2 separate regions of the Homo sapiens genome follow, and region 2 is linked to region 1. Evidence: chromatin loops called from intact Hi-C (ENCODE). Cell type or tissue: PC-3. All regions are shown on one strand. Links, peaks and the distances in the headings refer to the core of each region. The heading gives the core; the rest is flanking DNA. Region 1 overlaps NHLRC2 (NHL repeat containing 2). Region 2 has its middle 4.5 kb from the start of ADRB1.

Region 1 (2,918 bases), core at 101-2,600:
TGTTCTGCCATATCTGTTATTTATATAACCATAATTTCTCACTGAAACTTCTACAGAAACTACTATTGTTTTTAGTAAGAGGGAGGCCTAAGCTGTGGAGAGGAAGCAGTAGTTTATTTTTTACAGGTATATTTTGATGATGAATATCACAGGCATGCACGAACAATACATTCCAACTCTATACAAACAAAAACTTGCTGGCATTTTGAAAAGTGTAATAAATACAACAGGGAGCCCACCCTGTACATGCTCAAAGAATGAATATATTTCCAGTGGCACTAAGAACAGTGACTACAAATTCTAAAAACAGAAGATAGTTGTAGGGCAGAGTCCTTCTAAATGTTCAGAGAGGAACATGTCTATTTTTCCCATTAATTAGCATAATTTATCAACTAATGTTTTGCCCTATTTACCTCAACATATATTTTTCACAAGCTTAGCACACATTAGATAAAGAAGGAATAACAGGCCAGGTGTGGTGGCTCATGCTTGTAATTCTAGCAATTTGAGAGGTTGGTGGCTTGAGGCCAGGAGTTCGAGACCAGTCTGGGCAACATAGCAAGTCCCCATCTCTACAAAAAATTTTAAAAAAATTAGCCAGGTGTGGTGGCACACACCTGTGGTCTTAGCTACTCAGGAGGCCGAAGCAGAAGGATCCTGAGCCCAGGAGTTCCAGGCTGCAGTGAGCTATGATCATGTCACTGCTGCACTCTAGCCTGGGCAACACAGCAAGACCCTATCTCTTAAAAACAAAAAAATGGGAAGGGAAAAAAAAACTATTTTAATTGGGGAGAGTTAAGTCTGAGAGCTGATTTTGTCTACTTCTCAGCATCAGTTTGAGGTCTCCTTTCATTTTATTTCAAATGGAAATAGATAACCAGGTATATTAAAAGCAAAAGGTAGTAAACTATGTCCGTATTATTCACACTTGGAAGTTTTCAACATTAAAAAATAACTGACCATTTGCTTAATGCTATATTACTTAAAGCCACCAAGCCTGTGGTAAGTTGCTGCTTAAAGAGGAAGGAATTCATACCATGCCCTGACAGTTACAAGAATGCTTTTTGGTATAAGGCTATTTAGTGTTCATTTGTGCTTGTTTAGTGCTTTTTAGTATATGGCTGCTTGTACAGGTAGGGAAGTATGTTTGCAAATAGTTGCAATATTTTCCTTTTGGTCCTGTGGCTTTCAACAGAACAAAATGTCCTTTGGTACACTTGAAAGCGACATGCCAGTGAAGAAGAGGGACACACCAATACAACCAGGCAAACATTCCACAGCAAGTGTCTAGGGTTTTCACTTTCCAACTCCAACCCTTGAAAAGAATTAAACCAAACCAACACACTCAGAAACAGGTGGGATGCAATCAGAAAAGCCGAGTGGGGCTGCCTCCTGTTCCACCTTACCCAGGCTCTGTGATTGGGGCAGCCTTCTGCAAGCCTGAGGCAGCCAGGCGAACCTCCAGAGCTCATATGTAAAGGGGCCAGGGTTTGTTAGCCATGGAATACATATAGGTAGATTAGTAAAGCCTCTGACTTTTAATACTATTCTTTATATTATCCTATTGCAAAGACATGGGAAAAAAGCAAACTCTTAATTATTCAGGACAAAATAGTGACATGATTATTGCTAATACTTCATTTAAATAAACTGTGCCACAGGGGGAAGAAAAGGTAATCTTGGTGCTTAACAGTGGATTCTACTTTTAAAATATGACACTATTATCACTTTCTTATTATCACATTTCCTTACGGATTTCAGGAGAGGGAGTTTATAACAAAATTAACAAAATTCCTTACTGCACCATACTACTACTTAATTAGCACACTAAGAATGAAAAGTTAAGTCTGCATTCTGTGTTTAGGTGATCATGAATCATAATCATTGGTACGTAGCATTTTGCTTAATTCCTTTTAATAGTATTTAGTGCGCTGGGCGCAGCGGCTCACGCCTGTAATCCCAGCACTTTGGAAGGCCAAGGCAGGCAGATCACCTGAGGTCAGGAGTTCGAGACCAGCCTGGCAAGCATGGCGAAACCCCATCTCCACTAAAAATACAAAAAATCAGCTAAGCGTGGTGGCAGACGCCTGTAATCCCAGCTACTCAGGAGGCTGAGGCAGGAGAATTGCTTGAACACAGGAAGTGGAGGCTGTGTTGCCATGGCACTCCAGCCTGGGCAACAAGAGCAAAACTCCATCTCAAAAAAAACAAAAACAAAACAAAACAAAACAAAGTACCTAATGCTAGGCTGGGTACGGTGGCTCACGCCTGTAATCCCAGCACTTTGGGAGGCCAAGGCAGGCGCATCACATGAGGTCAGGAGTTCGAGACCAACCTGGCCAACAGAAACCCTGTTTCTACTAAAAGTACAAAAATTAGCCGGGCATTGTGGTGGGCACCAGTAGTGGTGAGCGCCAGCTACTTGGGAGGCTGAGGCAGGAGGATCACTTGAACCCGGTAGGTGGAGCCTGCAGTGAGCTGAGATTGTACCCTTGCACTCCAGCCTGGGTGACAGAGTGAGACTCCATCTCAAAAAAAAAAAAAAAAAACAAAACAACAACAACAAAAAGTACCTAATGCTGGAATAGGTTGACCATGGTGAAAACTTTACTGTAACAGAATTGCATATATTAATATTTGAGTCATGGGGAGGGGTCTGCATACCAGTGTTATTTATGAAACAAGAAAGCAGAAGACTGTATTTCCAGAGCTCACTTGGACTAATATTTAATACAACAAAATTTTCTTAAATATGAATAGCTTCTTAGGGTTTGAGATAGTCCTGTGCAAAAGGCTCTTTATGATAAGGTCTTAATTACGTTTTGAAGACCAACCGTTAGAACTTTTAAAACAACTTTTGAAACAGCACTGTTGAGAACTAACACTGGAAAGCTATTTTTTTAATACATCCATCTGCC
Region 2 (2,918 bases), core at 263-2,762, 120 kb before region 1:
TTGTAAGTTAAATAAAACTCCTTCATTTCTTCATTCTTCACTTGGCAACTGTTAAAGAGAGTCAGTTCTAAAAACCCATATATTTCACAATGCTTTGGAAAATGACAGAAAGCTCCAACAATGAGGGCTGATCAGCACACTTGAGAGGTCGTGCACTTCTTCCACAGAGTTCCTATCTCAACTTCTTCCTTTCCCATCCCCCCACCTTCACCCCACACCGGGACTTGCCATGGGTTCTATTTGATCTCCCTGTCTCTGGTCCTCCCTGCTCCATTTAATCTGGCATATCATAACCAAAGGAGTATTTCCAAAATGCTGCTTTGACCAAGATGCTTTTCTGTTCAGCAACCTTACCTCTTCAATTTAACATTCACAGTTCTCCCCGGTCCAATTCTAAATGGCCTTTCCAGCCCTATTTCATATTAGAACTCTCCTTATCACCATAACTTGCATTTCTGTATTCTTTTTCCTTTTGGGGATCCATACTCCTTCCTTTTGTACATCTATACTTTCTCACTGGGTTCCCTCCACCAAAACCTCCTCCTGCTTCCCAGCGAATTCAGCCTTGGAGATGTGGCTGGACTCTTTATCTTCTCTGCCCACTGCTTCTGAAAATGATCTCTCCTTCCTCTGACCTATAGTAGTGACTCTGCCAATTTCATTTCAGGTGGCAATTTACAATAGGTTGCCTTTTGATACTTCTTATGTTGTTATTTAATTTTTATATTTTCCCCTTTTCTTCTCTTATAGATTGTAAGCTCACTGAGAGCCAGAATTGTCTCATACATTTTTATATCTCCCATGTTTACTGATATTTACTTGATATTAATGAACATTTAGCTTTGATTCATAAATATATGATATTTAATTTATTAAAATATTCTCATTTTTATACACTTGAGACATAATTGAGTGTTTTAGTAGTTACAATCTTCACTCTTGCTTATAATTTACAGCAATAATCCATATTCTTACCACCTATTCAACATTTTCACATAAACATTTCAAAATACTTTACAAAAGCAAGGTAGGCTCATGAGATAAATGTATATCATACCTATTCGTAGTAAATAAAACGAGACATAGGTAAGAGATTTTCCAAAGGAGACATGCAAGTCCACGTCCATAAAAAATACTACCTGGCCAGGCTCAGTGGCTCCTGCCTGTAATCCCAACACTTTGGGAGGCTGAGTCAGGAGGATCACTTGAGCCCAGGAGTTGAGGCTGCAGTGAAATGTGGTTGTGCCACTGCACTCCAGCCTGGGTGACAGAGTGAGACCCTAACTCAAAAAAAAAAAAAAAAGAAAAGAAAAGAAAAGAAAAGAAAAGAAAAAAGTACTACCTATTCTTCATAAATGACCCAGGTGAAGAGTCTTTTTCTTTAGCCATTATTTATGATACCGAATCTATATATCCAGCCATTTCTGCCCCAGGAGAGTTGCTGATGACTTGAATGTGGTTTCAAGTTGTATATCAAATTAGTCTGCAGAGCAGTGATGAATAGGCATCTAACCCATCCAAGGTTGCAAGCCATGAGCCTGGCAAAGACATTTACATTCTTGAGTTGACTTTACTAGAAAATGAGTTAAAAATAAAAGTGAGTAGCCTAACTGGACAACTGCTGGAAGATACGCCAAGGGATATGTGGGGGAATTTCTTAATAAAACCCCAAGAAGTGTACGAAATCTGTTAGCAAAATGTGCCTTGAGGCTGATAATAGCCTGAAGCTATTTGAAATCAAGCTATAATAAACCAAAGGATTTGTTAGTCAGAGCTTAGGTGGCTGTTTCTCAGAAAAGATGTATGACCTTTCACATAAAGCAACACAACTGCTGAAACAATCACTCAGTGCTAACTAACCAAAGAACACGCCTGACACTTAGGGTCAGATACTGGTTTTGTAGCCACAATTTACACAGGGATGACCAACTCCAGCCATCTTGAAAACAAGCACAGAGAATAGTAGCATAATCATAGCAAAGTGTGGACTATTAGGAAAATTCAAAAGCTTTCCTCTCTCCCCATCCTCGTCCTCCTCCCACACTTACCTCCTCCTCCTCCCTTTTCTCCTCCTCTTCTTCCTTGTGTTTCTAACAAGCACATTGAACAATGCTAGAGCCAATAATAATATTTTTCAAAATGTGGCTGTTTTGCAAAGTGTTCAGACCTGGGAGGTAAAAGGTCCAGGTTTATGTCCCGGCTTTGTTGCTTTTCTGTTTGACCTTTGATATTCACCTTTAAAGTGGACTCACCATTTGCTCCCTTACAGGGTTGTGTGGGAATTAAATGAGATAATGTATGTGAAAGCTTCTTGAAATCACGTACAGCTCCATATATTTATAAAGCAACAAACGCTGTCTTTTCCGATCATCATGACATTGAAAACCATGAAAGGGGTCAGGATTTGCTTGTATGAGAAGAATCAGTTCACTTAGATAAGCTTCTGTTTATCCGCTTGACTCCTTTCTTTTTCACTCTAGATATTAATAGGGTTTAGAGCCTGGATAACCGTGAACTATTTTTAAATACTTTTAGCAAATTACCTTTACAAAAGTTTTTCCCCTTTTTTTCTGTTCTTCCTTAGTATGTACCCTCTTCTTTTTTTAAAAAAAAAGTATTTATGTGATTCTCTTAAATCAGCTCCTTTTCAGTATTTTAGTAGCAGAATATTCAGAGCAGAGAATGGTTTTTTTCCCTCAAGTTAACTATTTAGTGCCATGACTAGTAACTTAAAGAAGAAAGAAAGGACTTAAATACAAGTCTTAATATACAAGACTTAAACCAACATAAACCAAAAATTCTGTTCTAATTCAGTTATATAATGAATAAAAATTGATTGCTTATCAAGTGAAATCTTACCTTAAAGTACTGATGGTAATAGGAATATGAGCATTATACATGATAAGCTATTGGCTGAG

What was found. Peaks named below come from ENCODE experiments on the same cell type or tissue, not always from the same donor. Only the 100,000 strongest peaks of a DNase experiment are listed, where the experiment ranks them.
Region 2: it touches region 1 in a loop (2.1-fold over the local background); 16 of 110 quality-filtered maps call a loop at or near these places.

Annotation. Positions count from the first base shown.
Region 1 is chr10:113,913,479-113,916,396 of GRCh38, reverse strand. It overlaps NHLRC2 (NHL repeat containing 2), which reads right to left. Exons shown (of 11, transcript NM_198514.4): 11 at 1-2,918. Among named protein-coding and RNA genes, the nearest start is that of NHLRC2, 60 kb to the right of the region's middle. In PC-3, for the core only: no CTCF peak of the experiment used is centred there; no DNase peak of the experiment used is centred there.
Region 2 is chr10:114,037,876-114,040,793 of GRCh38, reverse strand. No RefSeq gene overlaps it. Among named protein-coding and RNA genes, the nearest start is that of ADRB1, 4.5 kb to the left of the region's middle. In PC-3, for the core only: no CTCF peak of the experiment used is centred there; a DNase peak (open chromatin) is centred at 1,733; H3K27ac peaks cover 280 bases.